2 separate regions of the Mus musculus genome follow, and region 2 is linked to region 1. The links are chromatin loops, found by intact Hi-C in ENCODE. Cell type or tissue: left cerebral cortex. All regions are shown on one strand.

Region 1 (8,000 bases):
GGAAGAGTCATTTAATGTGCAAATCGGCAAAACAAATGTGGAGGAGCAGGGACTTCTTGAAATGATGTTCCCAATCAATTTGTGGTTTATTCTTTTACAGTATCAACCTTCAAAAAGTAAAATAACCAAAGATGTCTTAAGAATACAGAAACAGACCTTCATCTTTGCATTCCGTTCCAAACACAAAAAGTATGTACAGCATGTTTAATAATATGCAATATGCAAAAGCTTTGTGTTGCAGTTAGCAACATCTACCCCACCCACCCTCCTTATTCACAAGTGTACCTCTACTAAACACAATTACATCACTAAGCCTGTTAGTTTGGGGTTCTTAAATTTGTTAAAACTGGAAAATCTTTGTGTAAGGGCTCCACTCATTTGACTGAGGGTTGTAGACTTCCACAGTATTCAGAAACTCATTGCCATCGAATCCTCCCACTGCATAAATGGTATTCCCTACAGTTGTGATCCCAGCATTGCTCCTTGGTGAAGTCATATTTCCCATCATCTTCCATTCATTTCTAGTTGGATCATACATCTCCACACAACTGATGGCGTGAGAACCATCAAAGCCACCACCTACAAACAGTTTTCCTAAAAGAGAAACAAGGCAGTCAGTCTAAAAAGGCTCAGAAAACAAATTTAAAAAAAAAAAAAAAGGCCTCCAAAATTGAGTGAGTTTTAACTAGAAATGCTTGTCCGTTCTGTTAAGGCAAGGCATAGCAACACACACTTGTAATGTCACCACTCAGGAAGCCATGACTAAGGATTATTAGTATGAGATCAGCCTGGGCTACATAATGAAATCTTATCTTTAAAAAAAAGAAAGGTCTGTGTAATTGTGGCACAGATACTGGAAACCATAGAGATGAATAAAATGGACAAGAATCCATTCCTACAGAAACTTAGGCAACTATAGGGATAAAAGGGCAGAAATTGCATCATGTTAAATACATCTCCCACAATTCCATAGTAATTACTACTGTCATCATTTCACAGATGAACAATTAAGAGACACAAAGAAGGTAGAAACTTGCCTAAATATGTTAAGTGACAAACTATCAGAGTTCTATATATTCAAAGAAGTTATAGGAGGGACTAGGGCTATGCCCCTCTATGTAGGTCAATGGTAGAACACTTATCCAGTAAAAGTGAGGCCTTGGTTCAAAGTGGCACCACAAAAGTAGGTATATAGGGAACAGATAATGACTGAACTTCTAGACCTTTCATATGATTTTTTTTTCAAATTAGATACTCAATAGAACAAAAAATGTCAGCAATAAACTATGGGGGGTCACTAATTTTCAGATTCATTATTTTCTCTTCTGATTATCACTTACCCCACTTGCATGAATCCAGCTGTAACTACACTGCTAGGGCTCACAAGGGTCTGGGGTCTGGGTCAGGAGGCTGTTTCTATTCTCCACACACTTACATGCTCACTGATTGAGCCACAAAGTCTTGCTAAGATTCAGCTTTGTTCCAAATGATGTTAACTAATACTACAGACAATAAAGCAATCAATAAAGACTGTGTGAAAGGACACTGTCTACAAAAGAAAACTGACTGAGATTATGCTTTGAAATAAAATTCTTAAAGTTACTATCCTAAAATAAGGTCAATCAAAATCTAAGACTGAATAATGGATACATCTCACAGAGGGAAATTTGGAACTTGGTTAAGAACACTTACCAAGAGATGGGTAAAAGAATATATTTAGGTTATTAACAGACACTTAGAGGGGAAAATCCCTTTGTGTCACAAGAGACAAAATAATCTGAATTTTTAAAAAATGATTCCTAATTATTCTGTGTATGCCATGGGTGTAGGCTTACACATGCTGCAGCACAGAAGTCAGAGGACAACTATGTGGGTCAGTTCCCTCCTCCCACCTTTACATGACATCTGGGGATCCAACACTGGGGTTTTGCCAGAAAGGTAGGCATTCTACCTGCTGGGCCATTCCACCGGTCCCTGCAGTCTACCTAAGAGTGTGTAAGTGACCCTTCTTGGCATTTCAGAGCTCCTCCCATTTGTACTATTTAGCTCTCTCTAAACCTGGATACTCACCATCAAGCACAGCGACTCCAGCCCCTCGCCTCGCCACATTCATGGGTGCAATTAAAGTCCAGGTGTTGTTTTCAGGATTGTATCGTTCTACTGTGTTCAGACAATTCCAAGATTCTGCACCTCCAATTATATACAAATAACCACCAAGTTCACAAACTGCAGACTGGTGTCGACCTATAAAAGTTAAGGCAAACCAGGATTATTATTACAGCTATCAAAACTGTAAATGTGTACTATAACAACCTATTAATTCACAGGTCTTTAAAGAACTACAAGTTCAAGGCCAGACAGTTTGGGCTACATGGAAAGTTCTAGGCAAACTCTATCCCCCGCAAAACAAAACAAAAACAGACCAACTTACGAATGTTAAGAGGAGCACAGCTTGTCCATGACTTCGTTACAGGATCAAATACATCACAATTTTTCAGGCCCTTTTGACCATATGGATCAGAGCCACCAACAATGTACAATTTCCCATTCAGAGCACACACTCCTAGGAAGGGGTAAACCATGTCAGTAACCCATGAGTTAAATCATGAGTAAACACTGGCTGTGTTGGTTAGAAGAGTGTTATTACCTGCATTACAACGGTTGGTTCTCAGCTCTGGAACAGGGGTCCAGTCATCAATGTTTGGATCATACATTTCTCCACAACTCAGGTCATCTGAGTGTCCATTTGATCCACCCACCACATAGAGCTGTCCCTATATCAAAAGTGATAAGTAAGAATTCCCCCTGGGTAGTCCTAAGAAAGACCACAAAGCTAAAGGATTGTTTTGCAGCATACCGTACTTACCATCAGCACAGCCATTTGAAAGCGGGCTCTTGGTGTTCTCATGGGAGCAAGGAAGGACCAGTGATCTGTATGTGGATCATAGCATTCAACTGTTCGAAGACATTCCTCTCTGTTATAACCACCTGGCAAAAGAATCGTAAGTTTGCTTAAAATGTGAAACATGATCAGAATGGCTGGATTCCCCCCTAGTGGCAGTGGGCATCTTACTATATCTCCCAGGCTGTCTTACAGTTTGAGCCCCTTATTACACCACCCAAGTGCTAAGATTACAAACTATGTGGCTGGTCACCAGGGTCCAGCCAGGATGTCTGTAGGTTGTGTACCTAACGAGAAAGGTATTTAACTGACCGTTCCTAATGTCAAGGAGTAGCATTCGTTATCTATGAGCAAACTGCTTATTCTGGCTTGAGAACTAACAAGTTTATCTACTCTGTAGTCGAACATAATGAGTGTACTACAGCACTTGGCCTAGCAAGCCCTGAGGCCCTGGGTTCATGGTGTAGCGCACCACGCCCTTTTAAATTAAAATAATGACTTCTAACCAAACTTAGGGATATTCAATATCAATGTTATTCCTGTCTTGAAATGCAGCATGTTGAGTCCTCTTGCTGCAAGTCAATCAATATAAGGCCTGTCTGTCACACCCAGCGTTCTGCTCTTACCTGCAGCTATGAGTTTGCCATTCATCTCTGCTGTCCCTAGTCCAGACCGTGCGTACTGCATGGGAGACATGGGCTTTTCTAGAAGCTCATCTGGTTGCATCTCGAAGCTTAAACTCTTGCTCAGTTTTGGAGTACTTGTTGGTGAGCTCTGTGGACTGTTCCGCCCATGAAGGAAAATGACACAGAATGTACTGTCCAGCACAGCCAGGCACAAGTAAGTGTTATCTGTGAACACAAGAGCTCTGTGTTTACCATGGAACTATTAATATTAACACTTAGGGTGGTTAGAGAATTCTAAATTGTATTCCAGTCTCCAGAACGGAACTTCTACTATGGTTTTCCATATGCCATTGCTCTGAGTTTTTCCTTATTCAGTATTAAACTGACCACTATCCTTACAAATAGATAAACTGAAGACAAACTTACTTGAAGTCTTTTCTGAAGCAACGATTTTCCACTCATGCTTAGGGCTTTGCATTGAAGCATTTGGAGAAGAGAGACATCCAGTGGAACTGCCACTTATCTGCTTATGGCCATTCTCACGGGGTGGCTTTTTCTGCAAAATCAAAAGGCAGCTACAGAAACCTAGCCAGAGAGCATTCCTGCTGCACCTTTGTTCCTGAGCTACTGTGCAACACTGCCCACACACTGAGCACCTTCCACCTACACGCACACTCAAAGCACACTAAACAACACAAACCAACACTTTCCAGCTGACAGGCTCCTGCCACACTTACACCATTACTTAAAAATGAAACAGCTTCATCTACACAACTGGCTGCTCAGAAAAAGATCAATTTGAACAATTCAAAAAACACACCACAGGTCAAACACCAGAATGCTATCTCAATATAGGAGCAGGAAGGAGAAAACAACACATCTCATCTGCTCTATGTAAGGAACTGTCGACCTAACCATCCTTCATACAATGCCAGCAAAGAGTGAGCACACACAGGGTCTGCCAGTCTCTGAAAGCAGTTTACAGGGAAGTATCAATCAGAGGCATGTACATTTTATTTAGGGCTACTTATTATTGATAATGAAAAAGCTAAATACACACAGAGTAATCAGAAATGAAGTAATACTAAAAGAACCACTCGCAAAATTGTAATTCAGGAACAGTAATGCCAGATTCTTCGAGAATTAGTATGCTTTTATGAGCTTCTTTTGCAGATTGCTTTCCACCCCCTCGAGAACGGATCATACAGAATTTCATGTGTCACAGCCTGGTACCGAGTCTTAAATGTCTACCATGAAAAGAACATGTACTTCAGTACCTACAAACTCAGCTCACCCAATTAACCTGGTCCCCAGGGACAGACTGCACAAACAAGTAGTTTCTAGTAAAAACCTGTATTGCTAGTGGAAACAAAAATCAACAAAGAAACGGTTTAAAAAAAAATCCTGCTTTTTAAGGATTATAAGACACATTAAAATCTCCACCTCAATCTGTGGAAAGAGGTCCCAAGTATCACAAAATAAGAACTAGGCCATTCTTATACTACAGAGGCCTCACAGCAGTAAGAGCACTCTAACATATGAATTGTGACTGAGAGAGTGACCATGATGGGAGCGACACTCCAGCACTAAAAACTACTGGCATTAACAAACACACCTGAGACACAATCCTGGAGACGCCTATGCAAACACAACTACTCCCCTCTTTAGATCACCTTCCAGAAGAGCTCATGTATTTGGCATCCACGCTTTCTTCTCGGGCAGCTTTTCCAGAGTTGTTTCTCATCTCATTCCTCCTTCCCAGGCTACCTCTCTACCTACTCCTCTCATCCCTGAAATCTAGGGTATGACCCCACAACTTTTCACCTCCATGGTCTCTATTCAAAATCTTTTAGCAAGACAGACAGAAAGGCCAGTGTCTCACACACTCCCATGATCTTCTTCTCATTCCCAAACTGCCCTAAAGCACTATTAAGACCTGCCCTCAACCCTTGGAGAGCTAGGTATAGGCACAGATGAGTGGAATTGGTCCGTCTCCATATCCTTAGATTACTAAGCTTTTCATCATTCTTGAAAACTTGAAACTATTACCTGAAATGGTGTACAAACTGCTCTCACAAGCGTTAATCTACCCTGTGTCTGACCATCAAAAAAAAAAAAAAAAAAGCAAAGTCCAAGCCAACTTTGTAAAGTTAAAAACCGCAAATCTGTTAAGATCATCACGTAGTCAGCCCAGAGACACCCAACAATTAGCCATTTCCTATGATTAAGGAATGCCAACTAGAAGTATAACTAGCCACATCTCTCTAAACTCAAAGTGTTTCACTATGAACTTTTTAAACTACATATTCTTTCCATTCAGTATTCTTGTCTAAATTCTCCTTGCTGTACATGTAGCTCAGGTAGAGCACTTGCCTGTCATATGCAAAGGCCCCAGGTTTCATCCCCAGACCACACAAAATTTTTAAAAAAATTCTTCTTGCCACCCATAGGAAAAAGCATCAGTTGTACGTTTCCTTTTCCAGATTAGACTGCCAACAACAGAGCAGCACCCTGCATGGATAATCTTCTTCTGCTCATCTAAGACTAATCTACTAAATCCCACGCCTCCCACCTCATGTCTCATCCCACAGGCCCCCTCAGGCCCTCTGATGGTAGAAGCCTCTCTTCAGACAGTATTGTTTACTACCTTGGTAGGGTCCTGTAATAGAAGCTACACACGCTATGTCTTCACGTCGAGCATCACAGCCTACCACTGGCTGGTATTTAATCTTTTGCCATTAGAAAGGCTACTTTAACTTACAATATTTATAATTAAAGATAAAACAATCTGGATGCTCCAAGTAGAAATACAAACACGGCTTTTGGCTAACCCAAGTCCCAACTTGTTTTAGAAGTACTATTATTGCCATGGGATACCACAGGCATCTAATCTAGATAACATTATCACACAGTCAGTATACTATCACTGAGCCAACTTTGAAAGCAAACACTCCATGGCTTAATTTCTTCACAATGCTAAAAGCCATATAAGAATGCATATTACATGACTATTTTATAAAGATTCCAAGCAGGCAAAATATGTTTGTATCTCAAGCTAGGACAATCGGTTTTTGGAAGGTGTAGAGCGGTGATTGAAGAGAAAGGCTCCAGGGCGCTTTTCTTCTTAAGAGCATGGTTAGTGACTGGCTCAACGTGGCATGTACGATTTGTGGGGCTGCTATGGTGTTGCTCAGTGTTGGAGGGCAAAAAACACATGCAGAACATTGGTTTAATTTTAACACACAAAAACAATAATGTTTCTTTTCTGTATACTGTCAGTGTCCATAAGATTGTTCAGATACCTCAGATGTTTGTTCTCTACTGTTAAAAATGTGTATAAATTTAAGTGCGTGTTTAATAAAAGGCTACAGACGTAACTCGATCAACACAAGGAAACTATACTGCTTTAATACATTCTGCTGGAGAAACATCCAGACCACACTGTAACACATGATCAACCATTTCTGAGTTCAACACTGTATAAAGTTATTATAAATCACGATATAGTTTCTATTTCATGAGTGTTCAGTAATTAAATAGACAAAATTTCTTTCACAGCCATCAGCAATTTAAATCAACTATATCTTTTTAAAACTGATCCTTTTGATCATGCGTGTTACAAATAACCTTAAAAAAAAATCTAACCAAATTAACGAAACCCTAACATATTGCTTTATTTTACTATTCTAATTACTAGTTGTGAACAGTAATTTGAGAGAAAAGGTGTAAATGGAGTTTGTCTAATTGGCTGAGTTAGCTTCTACTAGTGTGGCAAAAATGCTGGAAGCTGTAAAATATGCCTCTTTTCTCCCCAAAAAGTCTCTGTCCAGTTATAACAATGGAATTCATCCACTTTCCTTTGTTAAAGGAAAATTTAAGAATGCTATAAGTTCTCCAGTTAAAGTTTAACCTGAGGTTACCTCAGACTGTGCAATGTGTACCTGCACAAACTGAATGTGGTCATCATCACTGCCAAACACCTCAGCCTGTCCATCTAGTGGGTTCCCATCAAGCAGCTTGTGATCAGCTGAGTAGTACAAGGTTTGAACCTGCAAAACAGCAACAGAACACCCATGTGGCTACTGTCACCATGGCTACTCGCTAGTACGAAGATTTCACAACCGCCTCAAGGTAACCTCCAGTGTGCGTCTTGACATCTTACTCTGGCAGGATCCCGATGCAAAGAAAAACATGTCATAGTAGTAAAAATGTAAAAAGTGAAAACAAAACAAAACAAAAATCAAGATCAAATACAAAATCTTCTAACACTGGCTGAAGAGTCCTTGGCTTGATTGGCTTGAAAGAAATCTTCCTTGTTTCCATTGCTTCTATTATGTGACATTAAGAGAAAAAGGTATAGTACAACACATGGTTTCTTAAATATACATATTTACAACAAAACACTGATTGCTTTACACCTTTGAAGATTAATGGTACTGTTTGAATAAACATACTTCTCCCCTGTAGGTTAA
Region 2 (8,000 bases), 950 kb after region 1:
CAGAACAGTAACTATAAATTACATAGACCCAGATGCTAATACTCACGTCTAGATTCCTCGTAAGCGTATGTCTTTGTTCCACCTCGTTTTCCAATTTCTTCTTCAAGTGAGAGATCTCATGCTCCAGTTTTTCTATCTGGCTATTCAGCCTTTGTTTGGTTTCAGTCTCAGATCGCTCTAGTATGCCCTAATGTAAGAAGAAGTGAAGGATGCTTAACAATAAAGAAATTAAGCAAGACGAAGAATATTAGAAGCTATATAAAATTATGAGATTATAATCCATGATGAGGTTAGAATTGAGAAGATTGTTGTTGGACATATGCAAAGTATTTTGGCCACTTTTCATATTAAAAAATTTATTTCATATTAAATATTTAGTGGTATGGAATGGGGGCAAAAACATTAGAGTAGTTATAATTCTAAGACTCTCACATATTAATTACTTTGTTTCAATCAATTCTCTTTCTGAGTTTCCTTTAAAGTATTTTCTTTTACACACCACCAATTTAAATATAACTATAATGGATGAAAAAGTAACATAAAATTTTTAGTTAGGAAAATTAAGAAGATACAAAAGATAATATCAAATATCACTCCATGCACTTCTTATCTGTTTACCTGGATTGTCTGTAGATTAGTCAGCAACAAGTTCTGCCCCCTCTGTTCAGCTAACAAAGACTCTCTTTGCTGAGAAAGACGGACTTCAGACAATTTAAGCATTTCTTTTTCCTTCTTTAAATTTTCTGCTCTTACCTTAAAATGAATGTAAGTGAAAGAAAAAGTGTTGGGAAATACTGTGTCAAAAGTAATACACAAAATTAAAATAACGTTTTCTTTACTATGTATTTCTTAATATGATGTAGACTACAACTCTTGATCAAGTAAATATAATTCCTTGTTTAATGAACTAAAATGATTGGACTTAACACATACTTATGTTAATTTAGCTCTAGCAAACTGTTCTTTAAAAACAATATAATGGAAGCTGGAGAAAGAGCTCAGTGGTTAAAAGCATTTGGTGTTCTTCCAGATGTCTCAACGCCCACAGTAGGCAGCTCATAAGTGCCTGTAACTCCAGGACAAGGTCCTGGTACCTTTGAACTCCTCAAGCACTGGGACTTATGTGTAGACACAGCTACACACACACACACATGAAAAAAAAGAAAAACCCAGAACAAAATCCAAAACACCACAACAAATATTAGTGTGTAACTATACCATAGTCAAAATCAATACACTATGAATTATGTTAAGTCTTATAAGCCAAAAGTTTCTAAGGACTTCTTTTAAAGCAATAACCAATGTTGTCAATTTTTTTTTTCTTCGTTAAAGACTGCACTCTTATGTCTCAGGAGAAATGCAAGAGTGAGTTAAAATGCAGTATCTTCAAAGTATTCAGATTTAGTTCTGAGTCATACTAATTATCAACACTTAAAACAGTTTGAAAAAAGCTCCTATTTCCCATCATGAAGTATAGCAAGATAAAATGCAATGTAGCAAACAAAAAACCCAGTGTCTTCAAGTCCTAACTAATCTGTTTCTCGTAACTGTCAACAGAGGCAAGCTACTTACTAGCTTTAGAACCTATTTCTCATAAAAGAGATGACATACAGTACCTAACTTTTATAAAAGAGATGACATACAGTACCTAGCTTTTAGGTAAAAGCCAAAAGTGATGGGCGTTAACTTTATCATAATCTAATTTGATATTCAGTTGGGAGCATTCTTTCTCTTTTTATAAATGGTCAACTAAAATTTTATTTGAAATTTTTCCTAGATATATGTAAGCTATTTAAAAAACATGTATCATAGTCTAAACAACACTTTACTATGCTATTTTAACCAATAAAATTTAAGAAATAAGTAGCCATATCAAATGTCAGCCAGGGGGTGTTGGTCTCACTTCTGCAACTGCTAGCTTTTCATTGGCTCCTCTCAAGTCTTGCGTCATTGTGTTGATGATCTGTTCCTGCTTCTGAGTAGTTGCAGTGAGTTTCTGATTTCTCTCTTGTAGAGATGTTATTTCTCGACGATATCCTTCTACATTATCTTGCAGCATTTCATAACTGGTAATAAAGATGACCAGTTCTTAGGTCTTTGAAGAATTTCACAGAAACTTAATTTCACATGATTAAAATTAGAAAGTGGCTTGTGTAATAATGTGCAACTTTCTATACTACCCTTATTTACCAGTTAAAATTGAAATTATAAATAAGTAAATATTTCATTGAATAACTTATTAAAAATTCATATTGAAAATAATGACAATGTAATTTAAGTATCTAAACTAACAAGCACATGAAGGAAAGGCTCCAGAAATGATAGCCATGGCACCACACACTCACAATACTAGCATTGCTGAGGCAGAATTGCCATAAGTTTGAGGCTAGACCTGTCTACTGCTTATCAGGCTACCCGCGGGTATACAGTGAGAGATACAAACCTGTTGCAAGATTTTCCCTGTCCAATTACATTAGGGCAGCAGGAGGCCTGTGATTGGACAGGGCAAAGGTGGATGGAGCTGGAATGACAGAGCATCTCAGGGAGAGAAGGGGAAGGCCAAGATGGAGGCAGACATGAACCAGCATGGCTTTAACCAGCCACAGGTAGTTATGATATCATAAGGTTAGAAAGATTGGGATAAAGCTTTTATCATTATCAACTGGTTCTGAAATTACTGTATTGGCATCTTGTAAGCTGAAAATTTATTGATACATAAATCTGATTGGCCAGCTATAAGCTTTAAGAGATTCTAACAGGTACATGGGTGTGGTGATATGATTGTGGGGTGGATGGTTGTTGCGTAGCAGCGAGAGGAATTTGGGAGCACCGGAGAGTTGGCAGGTAGACAGAGCCGGTGGGCCCACAGAGGGTACAAGAGTTGCAGGCACATGTGTGGGAATGTGCCAGTTCCTTTTTTAATATTTCCCGCAACACAAACCCATTATGGGCACTGGGAGGCTCAGGCAGGGCTGCCACCAGTTTGAGTCTAGCCTAGTCTACTGACTGAGTTCTATGCTACCCAGAGCTATACTGTAAGACCCTGTCTCAAACAATTCCCCCTTCCCACCTCTTCAGAAAGAGCTCCAGAAACAACGTCTCTCAATCCGAGGACAGAGAACCTCGTTATCTTTCACTCCTGGCCCTGAACAGGAGAATTCGCAGCCAATGTTAAGGAATGAAGGTTACAGTCTCTCATCTTAGAACACACTACATAGAAAAAAGCAACACCGGTGTAAATTAGCTCTGGGACCTGACTGGTCAGAACACTGTGAGTGCAACATTTAATGGCATTAATTCCCAAACAAAAGAAAATTTACCGTTTAGAAGCAAAATCTAGCTGAGTAGAAATTTTGGTGTTTTGTGAGCGCAGGTCTGTGACTTGCTCTTGAAGTTTCTCTAGCTGCTCATTTTGAAGTTTCTCACTGTCTATTTTTTCTTTTTTATAGTTCTCAAAGATTTCCTGCAACTAAACATTGAAGATCATTAGACGATACTATTTTCCCCAAAAACTCAACTTGAAACTAACCCATGACTTTAACTAGGTATAACTAACCCATGACTTTAACTAGGTATAGTCTTTACCTGTTTAAGGGCAGCCTTTGCTTCTATAGCCTCTGTGGAGTCAATGACGGGTTCCGGAGCAGGAGTGGAAACAGTCTGTGATGTACTTGAACGTTTTGGAGTTGAGAGAAGAGAAATATCATCTAAACTTGAAGCTTCAGAAAAATAAAAAAGACAAATAAGATGTTTTTGCGTGCTTTCATAAATCAGTTTTAAGGATTATTTGCAAAAGCATCACTACTAAATTAAGAAGTAGAAAGTAAAGTGTTACTAGACCTATCAGAGAATGGAAATATTAAAAACTATTAAAGCTTGATAGCTCAGTGGGAAAAGGTGCCCAGTAAGCCGAGTCTGATCCCTGGGAGCCACACGCTGTCAGGAGAAAACCAACTCCCACTAGTTACCCTGACCTCACACACACAGTAGCCTTTATGCATGCACATACACAAGCACACACAGAAATAAAATGCAAGAAAAAAAAGGGAAAAATTGTTCATTTTTTAAATTAGATGCAATGTATTACAAATTAAAGTACTAAAACAAGAAAAACAAACCATGTAATTCACTAAGTCTAAAAAGTATGGTTTTTAACAATATTTTTTTTCTTAGTAGTGTCAAAATGACACCTAAAAATCAATGTTACAATCAGTCACACACAATAGCTGAAGTCAATTTCCAAATTAGAGTAGCAACTGCTTTTGTCAAAAAACCTATTCACCAGTTCACTTCCAAAATATTGTCCTGTAGTTACATAAAAATCTACCTTGTAAGGGAATGGCCATTCCTGTTGTTTGTGACAATAAAATTCGGTACATGTCACGCTGACGCACTATGGAATCAACAAGCTGCATCTGATGTTGTCGTGACTCACGGAGCTGTTCCAGTTCAGCGAGAGAGTTCTCAAGTTTATGCTGAAGTTCAGCAATCCTGCAGAAAATAAAAGTCTTTGTAGGTCTGTGTTCAGAGGGGAGTACAGTGTCTATTATAAATCATTCAAACACCGTCTACCTTCATGCTGACTATTTTCATGCTCTTTATTCTGTTCCTTCTTAAAACTCCCACCATAGAAGACTTAAGTACTTGTACTCATTAGTAGCATCTGGAAAACTTACTTTCTCAGCATCAAGCCTACTGACACATAATCTTCTTGCAGTCAATGCCACTCTTCCTTCCCTAACACACTGTCTTTATAAAACCTCTGTACTGTGCTTGAGTAATGCTCAGACAGACTCTTTTCCATGAAGACTTCTTTCTTGAAACTTAAATGAAGTCTGCCAAGTTTACCTATTTTAGCACTAGTCATATTAAACGGAAGTTTACCGCCTTATTAAAAATAATTCCATAGAATCGTTGCTCAGTTTCCCTAAGCACCTCCATTACCCAGCATCTCTAAGGACACACTAAGCCCAGTACCCAGTGCTTAGCCATGGTCACTGCCATGGTCACTGCTTACTTAGAGGAAGTTGTCTCTTGCTCTTCTCGTTCCCTGGTTTCCCCAAGTTCTCGAAGAGCGAATAGCAGACGCTGATTCTGCTGCTGAAGCTCTTCGATGTTCCTGTAAGATACTAGGTGCTGCGAAATCACTTCAGACGAACTACTGATGTCAGCAGAGCTGACCTCCTCATCCCGAATTACATGGTTACCCCTGGCTTCTTCAAGTTCCATCAAGAGCACTCTTATCTAGAAACAAAAATTTAATGTTATAAAACCCAACCAACCAAAGCTAATATATAGTATTTTTAAAAACATCAAAATCTATCACTTTAATGCTAAAAAAAAAAAAAATCTAAGAAAAGATTTTAACGAAATAGCTTTAAAAAAAAAAAATTTTTGGTTTTTCCAGACAGGGTTTCTTTCTCTGTATAGCCCTGGCTGTCCTGGAGCTCACTTTGTAGACCAGGCTGGCCTTGAACTCAGAAATCTACTTGCCTCTGCCTCCCAAGTGCTGGGATAAAGGAGCATGCCACCACTGCCCAGCTGAAATAGTTACTTTTAATATAAAGAAAACTTACAGAAAGTAGAAAAATACAATTTCAGAATAATGGCTATTTTTTTAACATGAAACTACAAGTAACTTATTTAGTGCTTGTTTTATATGGCAGGTAGAGGAAGAGCAGACATGGTGGTGTGCACCTAAAATCCCAGCACCCAGAAAGATGAGGAAGGGTTGTTCAAGTCCCCTTCTCAAGAAATAGCAGTAGTGAGTAATGCATAGTGTAACCTAATTTTAACAAAAACACACTTATATATTCAGATATGTACTTACTGATACATGAATGGCATGAAACACATACACGCCAACTTGCTAACACTGGTTACACTCTTAGGACATGGGGAACAACAACAAAAAAACGCTTCCTGTTTCAATTGTTTGTGTACTTATTACAAATGTCACCAACAATGTGAAAATCAATCAAAAATCTCTGGGAAGACAGTGACAAGATGGTATGTAAGTGCTACAGGACGAGAATACATACGCCTTTCCTAGAAGAGACGTCGTGAGACATAAGATGCAGACTCAAGCATCACAAAGAAACTGGAAATCACACAAAATGTCCTAACCTGTTGCGAAAGGTCTTTTATTTGTATTTCCATTCTCTGATTGTCCCTTTCAAGTACCGATGAATGTTTGTTGGCTTTATCAGTGTCCTCCTGCAATCGCTGAATCTCCTTTAAAATATAAACACAAGGGAAAACTCAGTGTCACCCAGGATATAAATAATAATAGAAATATAGTGTATGTGTATATATATATATATATATATATATATATATATATATATATATATATATATATGACAATAAAAAGCATTTTCTACCCTTAACAAGTTGTCAAATACAACTATGCAAAAATAAGTATCAAATTCCCAGTGCATTTCCAAATGACCCCAGAATCATGATCAGAAGGATCAATGGTAATCACAGTTAGACTGAAACACTTGAGATGTCAAAACTAAATATGCTGGGTAAGACACAGAAGACTTCATTAAAAGTCTGTGGCAATTTGCAAAGAAGCAGCAACCAAAACAGTACCCACTTAGTAGGTGAGCTCTGCAGTATCCATAGTTTGAGGTGGAGTTTTGAGAACCCTCCCATTAGCACAAGATCAGATGGATTAAAGGGAAATCTGTGTTCTATTTCCAATTTATGCATATTTAGGTTCGTAGTTATTTTCATATACTTTTAAATATATCTCGTTAGTTCATACACCTTTAAGAAGCTATGTGTAGGTGCAAGAGGAAACGTGAAAATAGAAGTATAGAAATAGTCAGAAAAGACAGCACTCATAAACCTACTAAGTACAAACAAGGTGAATTAAGATGCAAAGTAGATGCAGTGGGATTGCGATTAGAACCCTACAAATTAAGAGCTGAAGATTTACACTAGAAAACACATTATTCATGTTGTGGATAGAAAATGCCAGTTATTAAAAAAAAATGAAGAAATGACCATTAAGCCCTTTTATTATTCTTTGACAGTGAAGGAACAAACTGTTTTATAAGTTGAAAGCTGCTATTCTAATTGATGTCTATCTGCCATTTAACTAACGACATGCACTTCACATACCAAGAAGATCAAGGCAATATCCTATTAACAGAGAAACTTAAAAGATCTAATTGGTCCCAAGAGACCTCTCTGAAAATAGAAATACAAGATTAATTTGTCAGATTGCCAACAGTCCCTTAGGGCACAATGAGTAAAGTTACACTGCTGTAAAACACTTTATTAGCTACTTCTCAATGTCAGCGGCTTCTATATTATAACAGAAGATTTAATTCAGAATTAAGGATACAATTTACTCAAATTCTCCAAGAAAAAAACATATCAGTTAATAGGAGATATAAATGTATTTATCTACATTTCCTCAATAAAATTCTCTTAAATCTTCAAGACTTCTCTGTAAAAAGCTGTACCATAAAGGTAAATTAGAGTATAAACTCTTACATCATTAAGTAAAACATACCCTCTGATAGCAAAAGGGTAGTCACGAACGTGCAACCTTTAACATGGCAAAGGAGCTATTATAAAGTAATGCATACTAAGGCAGGCTAAATTTTGAATTGATGTAAAAATCTGTGACCTAATATCAAGCTATGATTATTCTAGACAGGCTTATCAAACCCTCTAAGAAAAAAAATGGTTATGCTAAATTAGCCAACATTCTAATGCACTATGAGAATATTTGAAGAGTGGTCCAAGAAGATTTCCCTCTCAATCACCTTAACATATGTAAGAGACTCTCACAATTTAGCTGAGTCAAAGTCAGAATTTGTCATCGTGGGAGTGAAAGCCTCAAGCTTTTCTAGTGCAAAGAGTGTTATGAGAAAAGTAGCCAGTACAAGATGATTCAGTAGTAGCTGTGCCTAAAGGTCAAGTTGAGAAATGAACCAACCTTCATAGCTTGCTCAAGCTTTGCAGAAAGACTGGCCACAGCT

The links. A loop is a pair of places that touch in the nucleus more often than their neighbours do. Peaks named below come from ENCODE experiments on the same cell type or tissue, not always from the same donor. Only the 100,000 strongest peaks of a DNase experiment are listed, where the experiment ranks them.
Region 2: it touches region 1 in a loop (3-fold over the local background); 7 of 42 quality-filtered maps call a loop at or near these places.

The regions. Positions count from the first base shown.
Region 1 is chr1:151,355,706-151,363,705 of GRCm38, reverse strand. It overlaps Ivns1abp (influenza virus NS1A binding protein), which reads right to left. Exons shown (of 15, transcript NM_054102.2): 8 at 7,470-7,577; 9 at 3,955-4,084; 10 at 3,529-3,753; 11 at 2,867-2,988; 12 at 2,648-2,774; 13 at 2,432-2,563; 14 at 2,071-2,244; 15 at 1-594. The coding sequence ends at 341. Among named protein-coding and RNA genes, the nearest start is that of Ivns1abp, 15 kb to the right of the region's middle. In left cerebral cortex, no CTCF peak of the experiment used is centred here; a DNase peak (open chromatin) is centred at 4,244; H3K27ac peaks cover 249 bases.
Region 2 is chr1:150,410,135-150,418,134 of GRCm38, reverse strand. Tpr (translocated promoter region, nuclear basket protein) reads right to left here. Exons shown (of 52, transcript NM_133780.3): 13 at 7,958-8,000; 14 at 6,127-6,234; 15 at 5,018-5,244; 16 at 4,328-4,491; 17 at 3,586-3,719; 18 at 3,321-3,469; 19 at 1,904-2,066; 20 at 619-753; 21 at 47-187. Among named protein-coding and RNA genes, the nearest start is that of Odr4, 21 kb to the right of the region's middle. In left cerebral cortex, no CTCF peak of the experiment used is centred here; no DNase peak of the experiment used is centred here.